2 separate regions of the Homo sapiens genome follow, and region 2 is linked to region 1. Evidence: chromatin loops called from intact Hi-C (ENCODE). Cell type or tissue: transverse colon. All regions are shown on one strand. Each heading gives the region's core, and the rest is flanking DNA. Links, peaks and the distances in the headings are about the cores only.

The links. Peaks named below come from ENCODE experiments on the same cell type or tissue, not always from the same donor. Only the 100,000 strongest peaks of a DNase experiment are listed, where the experiment ranks them.
Region 2: a loop joins it to region 1, with 20 times the contacts of the local background. A loop is called at or near these places in 2 of 110 quality-filtered maps.

What each region holds. Positions count from the first base shown.
Region 1 is chr12:113,468,655-113,475,539 of GRCh38, forward strand. It overlaps LHX5 (LIM homeobox 5), which reads right to left and starts at 3,217. Exons shown (of 5, transcript NM_022363.3): 1 at 2,672-3,217; 2 at 468-691. The coding sequence starts at 2,844. It overlaps LHX5-AS1 (LHX5 antisense RNA 1), which reads left to right and starts at 3,349. Exons shown (of 2, transcript NR_126425.1): 1 at 3,349-3,428. RefSeq lists enhancers at 1-201, 2,299-3,099. In transverse colon, for the core only: no CTCF peak of the experiment used is centred there; no DNase peak of the experiment used is centred there; H3K27me3 peaks cover 2,500 bases.
Region 2 is chr12:113,523,099-113,528,565 of GRCh38, forward strand. No RefSeq gene overlaps it. Among named protein-coding and RNA genes, the nearest start is that of LHX5-AS1, 54 kb to the left of the region's middle. In transverse colon, for the core only: no CTCF peak of the experiment used is centred there; no DNase peak of the experiment used is centred there; H3K27me3 peaks cover 2,500 bases.

The sequences.
Region 1 (6,885 bases), core at 1,708-4,207:
GTAAGGGTAGGGGGACGCGTACCCTCTGGAGAACTCCCACTTTCAAGGAGAGGGGACAAGGAGGGCACAGATTCCCTTGGGGCTTGGATCTTCCTCTCTCTTCCCTCCTCTCTCCAGACCTCAATTAATGTCCTTCCAGTGCATCAAGAAATTACCTGGAGCTCAAGTGACACATAAGGGGGAATTGTGCGCTTCCAAATTAGGGGAGGAGGGCAACTTGGAAAAGGCTCCTGAATTGGAGGAGGGTGAGGCAGAGCTGGCAGGTCTCAGATCCCCTGTAAAACCTGCTCCAAAGCCACTTCTCTTCTCTAGCCTCTAACCCCCTTGCCTTGCCCTAGAACTGCCTGGGGCTGATGAGCTCCAAGCTCAGCACAGACAGCACACCGGGGGCCAAGTAGGGAGTGCCAGGCTGGGCACGGTGGGAGGGTGCTAAGGCCTAAGGCTAGTGAGGGGCCCAGGCTTCCTACCTGAGTTGAGGCTGCCCTCCTTGAGGCTGGATGAGCTCAGGTAGTCGTCTTTGCACACGAACTTGTTCTCGTCGATGACGTAGAGCTCCTCGCCGGTGGACAGCTGCTTGTTACACACCATGCAGGTGAAACAGTTGAGGTGAAAGACTTTGCTCCGGGCCTTGCGCACCAGGTCGCTGGGCGAGATGCCTTGCGCGCAGCCGGCGCATTTCGTGCCAAAGCGCCTGTGGACACAATGTGCCTGTCACTATGGGGTGGGACTGCATCCAGCCCTCCCCAGCCCCTGACCTCTTCCCACCCGACCTGGCTTCGGTGAAGTCCCCATTTCCATATCTGTCAAACGGAACCCCAATCCTGAGCGCTCTGGCCAGAGTGGGAGAAGTGGGACAAATGTCCTGAGCTGCTTTTGGGACTGGGACTGCCATGCCTCCACTGGGGCTTTTCAGACTCTCCTGAGCTGGGAAGGGGTGAGCAGTGGGTGCAGCCTTCAGCCAAGAAGAGAGCCCAGAGCACCCCAAGATGTCCTCCCCCAAACCCAACCCCTGCCAGGCCTGCCTGGGCTGCTCCAGGCAAACTCAGAGTCCATGAATGATTTGAAGCCAGGCGGGGAGGGTTTGGGCCACTTGGTGGCTCTGCCTCCTGGATCCTTTCTAGTCTGCTGCTGCCTAGCTAGGGCCAATCTGCCTGGCTGGCTGAGCCTAGCCATGAGGTGGGGAGCCCTTCTCCTAGGCTGGAAGGAGGAAGCAGAAAGGAGGGAACCTTCCACTGATTTCCAGTACCAATGGAGAGGCTTTCCAATCCACCGCTCTGGGACCCGCTGGAGCTAATCAGGAGCTGTGGACAGCAGGGCCTCATAGTGATGGACCCTAGAGAGCAGGGATGAGTTTCAGCCCCCCTAAACCTCTGGCCTGGCAGGCAGCAGGGGAATGTGAATAGAGGACAATCATAGATCCTGCAAGGCCAGGACAGGAATCTCTCAAATCCCCGCTTTCCCGCGTTCCTGATCTCATTCCTTTTCTTTCTTCTTTGAGCTCAGGGAGAAAGCCAGCCTCCCCCGAAATAGGAGATGGGTGAGGCTCAGGTTGGGGGTGGGGTGGGGGAGGACCCAGGACTCTAGGGACCCCACATCTACTCACACCCATGTCTCTAAACAGGGCGAATTTGGGTGACATTGATGTAGTGAGGGCATTAGAAGCCATAAGTCACTTTTGGCCTTATCCGGCAGCGTAATTGGCCATATGCACCTTATCAAAAATCATTAGGCACTTTGCAAGCACTGCTACATTAGGGGCATCGGGCCTCCGGGTCCAGGGAGTTAACACGTGTAAAGGAGCGGCTGACATTTTCTCCCATTCAAATTCTCAGTGCGGAGTCGCTGGGGCCGGCAGGCTGCCTTTCTCTGTGGCGTGATTCACGCCCCCATTCCTCAGCGCGGGGAATTCCTGTTCACAAAGCCGGCTCTGGGTGCCCAGAGGAAACAGGTAGGGCTCAGCTGCCCCAAACTCCAGTGGCTTCCAGGCTGGGGAAACTGAGGCCCAGAGAGGTGATCTGCCCTGGCCAGCCACAGGGCCCACAGGGGTAGGGGGGCTGGGGAGGTGCCACAGCCCAGTCTAGACCCCAGAGGTCCTGATTCTCAGCCTCGATTTCGTTTCTACTTTTCAACATGGGAGGAAATGTTTAAGGGGTTGGGAGGTGGGTGGGGGAGGTTCTCTCCTCCCATCACCAGGGGAGACCTTCCTCGCTGGGCCCCCTCTGGAGCTGAGAAGTTTCTGTTTGGGATTGCGGCCGATGGGCTCACACATTCTGCCTGGAGCGAGAAGCCTTCAGGCGTCTCTAACTCATGCAAAAATCCTTCCTCTCTCTCGGGACGGGGCTTGAAGCTTCTGTCTTGGGGTTGCAGCTGCTTGGAAGGGGCGGAGAGGAGTGGATAGCAAGTTTGTCAGGGCTTCCTCCCTCTGCCCCGCCAGCGCTCTGAGCCGGCCTCGAGCCAACGTGAGGCAGCGAAGCAGCGTCCTTCTTCCTCCGCCTGGGCTCGGGACCTTTCCTGGACCAAGGACAGGAGGAGAGCAAAGTGCTGCCCGCTCCCCATCTAAGCTTGTGATCCGGGGAGGCTGGGATGGGGATGGGGGTATCCCCTTCCCCAGCGCCCCAGTGGAGCGCGCGCAGGGTGGGCGCGCAGGCAGCAGAGCGGCGCGGCCTCTTACCTGAAAAAGTCATTTTTGCAGTAGAGCTTGCCCTCGCGCGAGAAGCACTTCTCCGAGAGGTTGGTTTTGCACTCGCAGCACTGAACACATTTGATGTGCCACGCGCGGTCCAGCACGTTCAGCAGAAAGCGGTCGAGGATGGGCCGCTCGCAACCGGCGCAGTGCACCATCATAGCCCCGCGCCCCGGCGGCTTCGGCCGCCTTGCCCTCCCTTTGGGCCCCTGGCCCTCGGGCCTGCCGGGCCCTCCGCTGCCCTTCGCCTCTTGTCTCAGCAGCTGCAGGGCGAGTCTGGTCCGGACCAAGACTCAGCCGGTCCAGTCCTTGGGCAATCTCTGGCCTGGCGCTGGGCTGCCCGGAGTGGGGTGGTGGGGGGCGGGTGGCGTTCACAACCTCATGCCACGGGCCGCACGCCCCGGCGCCTGTTCCGGGCTTCCCCAGGTATCTCGGGTGGCTGCTGGCCTCGGCGCTGCGGAGCGGCTTTCCCCGGTGGCGGAGGCGCCGGCACTTTCCCCCACTTTCAAGCGGTCCGGATCCTCATCTTTGTCTGGTCGCCGCGTAATTCGCGCATCCTTATTCAGATTTGGTGACGTGGCGCTGCACGTAGGGGGCCCAGCGGCCAATGGGCGCACCGTGGCCATGGCAACCTCTTAAATTTATAGCATATCTAAATTGGCTACAGCGTTGCTGTCCGGACAGAGCAAAAAAAACAAGGCATCAGTATTGTTGAGTATTAGCTTGTACCTGGTTCGGAGGCTAAGTAAGTATTTACCTTCCAGTTTGGGGCTGACGGGGCGGGGGCAGCGCGAAACGAAAATTGCGTCTCTCTTCCTCTCTCTTTCTCCTCACAAATATTTGGGGGTCACGGGTTCCAAGGCCTAGTCCGGGAGGTACCCCTGCCCCCTTCGCCATCCCTGGAACTTGCAGAAGTTGCCCCACGCCCCACACTTCGCTCCCCTTCTCCAGCCCAGCCAGCCCAGATTGGATTCCCCCACCCCCGCGCCCCCTCTGCGCCCTGAAGCTGCGTCAGCGCGGTTCTCCCGGCTCCTGGAGCCGGCCCCGGCTTCTTTTTGTCATACACGGGGCTGGGGCCCAGCCGGGCCTTTCTCATGGAGAGAGCTAGTGGAGACCGCGCGGCCTGGGTAGTTTTCCCCGCCCGGCCGCCGAGCCCAGGCCCAGGCCCAGGGTGGGGAGGCGGGGGAGCAGGAGGGGTGCCATTTGGCCTGGTCCCGAACTCCAGAGTTTCAGGCCTGAGTGCGCTGCTCACGGGGCTCTGAGGGAGATGTGGACAGGGGGAGATTCAGGGTGGACGGGTCTTCCCGCAGACAGCTCGGAGGTGGCACTCACCACGTCTCTCCTTTCCTCGCTGCACCTTCCAGATTCCAGGTCAGCCTATGGGGCACTGTGGTGAGTGGGTCGTACGGCTGAGGCGGGGGACACCAGCGACTATGAGAGCGCTGTTTGTATTCACGCCGTGCGGGCTGGGTGTGCAAGTTCGTCCCCTCATTGGGCGCAGGAGAAGCGGCGCACGTATGTTCCGTGCTCGGCAGGGCGCCCAGAGTGTGAGGAGAGAGAGTGTGTGTGTGTTAAGGGGGAGGGGGGATGTTGGCAGGTGTGCGTGAGGAGGGGGTGTGTGGGTCTGAGTAGGAGAAGGGACCAGGCCTCCTTTCCCCTGGGGCCAGCGTGGCCACCAGGGATCCTAGTTGGGGAAGCCGGGAATGGGCAACCAGGATTTGCCTTTCGCTTCTGGAAAGGGGGCTGAGGGAGTAGGGCCTGGGACCAAGGGCTGGAGCTGGAGGGGTTTGTGCCAGCACTTGGCTGTGAATGTTTGTTTGGGTGTGTTTCCTGAGCTTGTTAGTGTATACTCGCTGTTTGAGAATTCCATTTTTGCATCTGTTTATTGTGTTAGTACCATCAATCCTGTGAGTAAATTTCTGCGTGTGCGTTTTCGTGTGTGCAGATTCGTGTGTTTGTAATTGTGTATGGTCCTGCTAATGTTTGTGTTTATCACTGTGTGCACTTTTATTTTTGTTGGTCTGTGCCTATGTGTGTTTGCTTATTTGAGGATGCATAAATGTGAGGGTGTTTTCATGTGTACGTGTGCATTCACGTAAGAGTGTTTGTGTCTGTGTTTGCAAGCATTGATGTGAAGGTGTACTTTGAAAAATCTGAATGTGTGTGTTTGTGTGTAGGTGAGGGCGTGCATGCTTGAGACCCTGTGTGTATGAGACTGAGCTGGCTTGGTTGTGTTTGTGAGTGCAGAATTCTGAAGAGCTATGTTTGTGTGCCAGTCGCTGTGTGTGTGTGCCTGCAAATGTGTGTATTTGTGCAAACAGTAGTTTTTTGTTTATGCAACTCCTGTAGGCTTTTGTGTGTGTGTGTGTATGTGTGTGTGAGGGGGTTATGTTTGTATTTGTGTTTGTGTGTGTACTCCTAGCTGCGCTTACCTTTGTGGATTCGGAGGTTGAGGGAGCAGGATTTGTGGATGCCTGTGTTGGGGCTCAGGGATGCCCACTTGTCCCCCTTCCTCTCAGGCCTAGCACTGTCCCCCACAGTATCTAGGGGAGGTGATCTTGCTAGGGACAGGGAATTGGTGAGTGCTGGTTACAGAGTGGAGCATTGACTCACCAGCCAGCCCGCTGGAAAAGGAATCCCTAACCCGGGCAGCTTCTGCTTATTGGTGCTGTTACCTGACCCTCTAGCTTGTCAGGGGACAGGCATCTACAGAGCATAGTAGTAACGCTGGTTAGAGCCCAGCTCAACCAGGAACAGGCAGGATGAATCTCACTTGGCCTCCTAGGCTCGGCCATGAGAGACTTCAAATGGAACTGCAGTTTCTGGCAGCACTTGGCCCTGCCCGCCTGGGCTTAAAGGATCCTTGAGCTCTGGCAGGGGCAGAGCTGGAAAGAAATAAGAACCCGAAGAGGAGAGAGGTGCTCAGGCTCCCGGCAGAGGTGAACTGTACTGCCTTCTCCGTCTTTGTCTCACTAGGCTTTTTCTGTCTCTCCCGAGTTCTCACCATATCTCTTTTCCTTTCTGTCTCCGTTTTTCTCTTATGCTCAGAATCTGTTCTCTTTCTGTTTCATTTTCTCTTGGTTCTCCCTTGTTTTCTTTCTCCATTTCTCTCTCTCTCTTTTTTTTTGTTCTCCTCCCCTGGCCTCTCTGCTGGAGCTTCCAAATCCAGCATCCGACTCAAAGCTGAGATGAATGCTCCTTATTTTGCATCGTGCAGATTTTGGGGTGTGGGGGGAAGACTTGCACCCCCACCACGTGCTTCATGATCATTCAGAACCTCCATCCAACCACTTTCTTCTCTGCTCCAGACTAGGCACACTGAGCCCATTCTCCCCCAAACCCCACAAAATATGCAAAGTGCCCTGTCTGGTGTGTGTTTCCAGCCCAGGCTTTGCCCACCCATTGGTGGTGGCTGGGGGCCTGTGTACCCAGCTCTATCTGAATCTCAGATCCACTAGTCCTCATCTCCCAGAGAGCTTCAATGCATAGCCAGGCTCTAACAACCGTGTGGCCAGGCCAGGGAGGTCGTAGGAAGAGGGAAGAAGATGAGAGCAGCCCTGAGTAGGGATGAGCGTCAGTCACCTGGGGCTGGATGTTTGGTTGCAGGAGATGAGGACTCTGTTTCCAGAAGCCCTGGTCTGATCTTCCATCTCTTGTAGGGGAACTCACCAATCCTGCCCTTGTTGCAGTCCCCTAGAGTTGCGTTGGGGGCCTCATCCTCAGTACAGCTCAGCCCCAGTTCGAGAACTCCCTGGACCTGGGCTCAGCCAAGCTGCCCAGAACCCGCCCGGCCTTCTCTAGCCCACCACCTTCCCCGGTGCACAGCATCGGAAAATGCCAGCAGACCAGCTATTAGACTCATCCCGACCTAACAGCGCTAACAGATGGCGACCAGGCAGCGAAATCCCCTCCTATATGTAACTAATAAACCGCTTGTGTCTTAACAGGGTAATGCATGGAGACGCAATGTCACTTATACAAGATGTTGATGGAATTTACTATATAAAAATCTTCCTCCTAGAGTAAAGAGTATCAACATTACAACTCGACAGACGGCGGCGGGATAAGTAAAACAGACAAAAGACAAACAAGATAATAATCTGTTTCCAATCACTTAAGCCCTGTAGAGTTAGTAATATGCGGTTTGCATATTCCCCCTTGAGTTCGGTAATTAATTACTGGCGAGGAGGCGCACACTAGCC
Region 2 (5,467 bases), core at 2,218-4,717, 55 kb after region 1:
GGAGGTGGAGGTTACAGTGAGCTGAGATCGCACCACTGCACTCCAGCCTGGGCAACAGAGCAAGACTCTTTATTAAGGAAGCAAACAAAACACCAAAAAGTTAGTAGGAAGGCAGGAGCTTCATACAAAGCTAAATGTATCTAATACAAACCATTGTCCCTTATTCTGAGATTTTGTCCTTCCTACTGGTTTTGTTTAGCTTTTTTTTTTTTGGTGTTAAAATGTCTATTCTATTTTTAAATTATAATGATAAGAGCCAGTATTTTTTTTTTTTAACATTTTCAATCTTGGTGAGATGAAGCATTCACAAACTTAAAATGGTTCCTTATTTTGGGGGTGGGGGAAGAATTCACTAGTGCTGTAAAGTCCAAGTGAATCAATGATAGCATGATTCATTTATTCAGCTTGGTTCCTATCTCCATACAAGAGGTGGGGTAATCTTATAAACACAGGAATCAGATCATGTTGCTCTCCTGCCTAAAGCTCTTCCATCTTTCTCAAACTAGAACTCAATGTGTGGCTCTAGTCTATGAGACCCTCTACCATCTCTGGCCGCTGTTGTTCTCCAAACACACCAGATGCACTCCTACCTCAGGGCCTTTGCCCTTGCTGCTCCCCCTGCCTGGCATGTTCTTCCTCCAGAAAGCTGCAGGACTCCTTCCTTTACTTTGTCCAGGTCTCAGATTCAACATCACCTCAGAGAGGCTTTTGTCCACTCCTCTGCAGAAGACAGTCCCTGTGCCATCTTCCTGATTGTTTTTGATCCAGCATCCTATTTTTCCCCTCCTACCACTTAGTTATCTGGAATTATTGAATGCATTTGTTTACTTGCTTTCCATTTGTCTCCCACTAAAATGTCAGCTCCCCAAGGGTAGATACCTCATCTATTTCGTTTGCCATCTTTTTTATTTATATTTATTCATTTATTTAGATGGGGTCTCGCTCTATTGCCCAGGCTGGAGTGCAGTGGCACAATCTCAGGTCACTGCAAACTCCGCCTCCTGGGTTCAAGCGAGTCTCCTGTCTCAGCCTCCTGAGTAGCTGGGACTATAGGCGCCCACCACCATGCCTGGCTAATTTTTGTATTTTTAGTAGAGATGGGGTTTTACCATGTTGGCCTGGCTTGTTTGCCAACTTTTGTTTGACTTCTGAACACCTAAAGCCCGCAGCCCAGGGTTGGGTAGATAACAGGTGCCCAAGACACTGCAGTCAGAGGACCTCATGGAAAGTCCCGAGGTTGCTTCCAAGAGTCCCTCCTTTGAAACTCCTCCTGAATGGAGGCATAAGGGGTCACGGTGGTGTGTCCCACACACACATGCCCCCTTATGCATTGTGAGACTAAGCCAGAGCCCCTCCTCGGTGCCAGCCCGTGGTAGGCACCAGGGTATGTATTACTGTCAATGAGATAGTCAGATATGGTGCACGGACAGGTGGCCAGTGAAGGCCCAGTCTACGAGTTCTGGGAGCAGGACATGGGACATAGTGGGCTGGTCTGAAGCTCCCTTGCCCTTGGATCCATTTCCTATCTTCCCCTGCCCAGGGCTATACCATGGGAGATGGAGGGGAGGGTGATGCCTGCAGCCCATGCTTCCAGGCTCCTGGGTTACCCGGGTTTGGCCAAGAGGAGGCGCTGTCAAAGGATTGAGGGCAGAGGGTGAGAGAAGCCGGGAGATTTCTCCCCATCTCTCTCTACCATGGGTGGCTTCTCCAGTCACCATTGCATCTCCTCTGCAGCTCCCTCTCCTGCTGAAAAGCTGCCAGCTATGGCTCTAGTTTCTTCTTTCTTTTTTTTTTTTTTTTTTTGAGACAGAGTCTTGCTCTGTCTCCAAGGCTGGAGTGGTGTGGCGTGATCTTGGCTCACTGCAACCTCCTCCTCCAGGGGTGAAGTGATTCTCCTGTCTCAGCCTCCTGAGTAGCTGGGACTACAGGTGCATGCCACCACACCCAGCTAATTTTTGTATTTTTAGTAAAGACAGGGTTTCACCGTGTTGGCCAGGCTAGTCTCAAACTCCTGACCTCAAGTGATCCGCCCACTTTGGCCTCCCAAAGTGCTGGGATTACTGGCGTGAGCCACTACACCTGGCCTTGGTTCTAGTGTTTTCTGAGGTTCTGGTGATACCATCCCTTTCCTCTGTTCCTTAGAGTCGGGTGGGTGGAAGCAGCTTCCCACTCTTGCCAGTCTCCAGGTGTCTCCTCTCTGTTCTCTGTTGAGCTTTCTGCCTCTTCAAAGTAACCAATTTTCTGCCTTCGTTTCCTCTGTGGGTAATACCTGAAGAGGCTTCTGATGTCCTCACTGGCCCCTGACTGATGCAGATGGAGCCGTGGGAGCCCAGCACACCTGGCGGAAACCTGGAGAGGCTCCCTGGAGGAACCTGTACCTGCTTCGAGACCTGCTGGACCTTTGTGGCAAAACTTCCTGTTTAGATCTTTCCTGAACTTAGCCCCGTCACATCACACAGCAGTCCCTCCCATCAAGGTGTCAATACTATTGATGATTCTTTGTTGTGTGGGGCTGTCTTATGCAGAGTAGGATGTTTGGCAGCATCCCTGGCCACTAGATAATGCCAACAGCACCCCCACCTCCTAGCTGTGACAATCCAAATATCTCAACATTGCTAAGTGTCCTCTGTGGGCCAAAGGGCCCCAGTTGAGAACCACTTCCTGATATCTATGTAGAGCACAGAGTGGTTCTTGATCCTGGTGACACTCTAGAATTGGGTGGGCAGCTTTTAAAAATAGCAGTGGCAGAGCTTCGTTCTGGCTGGCTGATTCTGATGATATCAGAATCTCTGGGGTGGGGGGCATCCTGGGCATTGGGGTGTTTTATGCACACGCAGAGTTGAGAGGCACTGGGCCAACCCAGTGAGATGCCACCCCTACCTTGATTATTTCCTGATTCATAGGGAAGGAAACTGAGGCTCAGACAGCCCAAGTGTGGCAAAGTCTCACACCAAGTGATGAAGCCGCATAAAGACCCAGATATTGCCAAAATGCCTTTGTTAAACCAAATAACAAATGTAAAGAAAAAAAATCCACTTCTCCCACACAAACAAACACATGCATAAACTCACACCAATAAAAAAAACAGCAACTACTGCTTTGCAAGTTTTGCCAACCTTTGTTTCTACAGAGGACAGGGACCCCAAGGGCTACTTTCCCTCCCGGGGCTCTGCTTTCATTTTTCCAACCCATTTTATGCTCCAGAATAGCATCTGTGTCCTGCTTTCTCTCCTGGGACCCTCACAGAGTGCCAATGGTCTAGAGGCGTTGCCAGCCTGCACATCTGTGATGCTAATGGCACTGGGATGGTCTTAGCTCCCCCACCTCCTTAGGTCCTCTTATCGGCCAGGCACCTCCAGGCTAGAACTCCTTCTCAGCCCTCCCCACCGTGGGTTTAAGCCAGGACTTCTTCTTGGAGCAGGAAGTTTCCTAGCTTATGTCAAATGCCTGAGTTACCTTTTTTCTTTCTCTTTGCAGTGGGCATTTTTATATTCTCAGGGCACAGAAGTTCTGTCCCATTAACCTAAATCATTTAATAAGGTTATTTTTGCTTCTTTAAATGATTCCTCTTCTTTGGAAAGTCTTCCTGGATCATTTTAGATCAAGAATTGGCAAACTATGGCCCCTGGACCAGACGTCTATTCTTGTAAATAAAGTTTTAGCATTACGTAGCCACGGGCGTTTGCTTTCATGTTGTGTGTGGCCACTTTTTGAGGCTCAATGGCAGAGCTGAACAACTGCAGTAGAGACTTTACGGCCTGCAGAGGCTAAAATATTTGCTCTCTGTTCCTTCACAGAAAAACTTTACGAACCCCTGTTGTAAGACAGCAACTTGGGGCGCAGAGGAGGTTTTCATCTGGGAATTCTGGGTATTGGTCCCAGTTCCATCAACTCACTGGGAAACCTTGGGGCAAGTCATGCTTCTTCTCTGTTTGCTCATTTGTGAATGAAGAGGATTCTTTATTATTTTTTTTTTTTCTTAGAGACAGGGTCTGGCTCTGTCTCTCAGGCTGGAGTGCAGTGGCACAATCATAGCTTACTGCGGCCTCAAACTCCTGGGCTCAGTTGATCCTCCTGACTTAGCCTCCTGAGTAGCTGGGACTACAGGAGCACGCTACCACACCCACTGAATTACTTTTTTTTTTTTCTTGGTAGAGACGAGGTCTCACTATGTTGCCCAAACTGGTCTCAAACTCCTGGCCTCAAGCCATCCTCCTGACTCAGCCTCCCACAACGCTGGCATTACAGGTGTGAGCTACTGTGCTCGGCCAGCATTTGTTCTAATTGGCTCTACCTCCACACTGTATCCCAAATGAAATATTTCTCTTCATCCCTACTGCCATGACTCTGGTCCAAGCTACCATCTTCTCTCACCTGTACTAAGGCATCAGCCTCCTTATTAGACACCTGGCCTTCCCCTGCCCCAGTTCTTCCCTGCTGCACTGCCAGAGGGATCTTTGTAAATTATCAATCAGAGCTCATCACTCCCAGCTCAAGCCCCTCACACCCCATTGTGTTCCTATGGCTTCCAAGGCCAGGTCCTGTCGACTCTCTGCTGCCTTCCTGATCTTACCCTCATGCCATCCCATTGCTCCCTGTGTGCCAGCCACACTGGTCCTCTGGCTACCCCTCAAACCCATCAGCCCCCTCCTACCTCAGGGCCTTTGCACATGCTGTTCCCTCTACTGAGAACGACTCACACTTGAACTTTGTCCAGGTCTCTGCTCCAATGTTGCCTACCCCGCTTAGATCCTCCTCAACCACCTTCCAAAATACTTAAGTTATTTAGTTACTTGTATATTGCCTGGCTCTTCTGACTAATTATAAACTCCATGAGGGTCAGGGATTGTGTCTGTCTAGAAAGATCACCACCAAATCCTCAAAATAGGGAACAGTGCCCAGGTATGCATGTGCTCAAGAAATACTTATAGGGAGGGCTGGATAAGGTGGCTCACACCTGTAATCCCAGTACTTTGGGAGGCTGACAGGAAAATTGCTTGAGCCCAGGAGTTTGAGACCAGCCTGGGTAATATAATAAGATCCCTGTCTCCACAAAAATAAACAAGAAAAAACATTATCTGGGCATGATGACATGTGCTGTAGTATTAGCTACTGGGGAGGCTGAGGTAGGAGGATCATTTGAGCCCAGGAGTTTGAGGCTACAAGGAGCTAGGACCACACTACTGCACACCAGCCTGGGCAATAGAGTGAGACTCTGTCTCTAAACAAAGAAAGAAAGGAATACCTTCCGGAACGAATGAATGAATGCATGCTTATTTTGCAAGGTTGCCAGGAAGATGTAAATAATGCATGTAAATCATTTAGCACCCTACTTGGTACTATAGGTATTCACTGAAAGGCAATGCCTATTAGTTCTCAAAAAGACAGAGAGCTTGTCCAGTGCCAAGGCTGTGCCTTCTCAGATAGGCTCCTTCCCTGAACTTTCCTTAGGTCTGAAGGGTTCCTA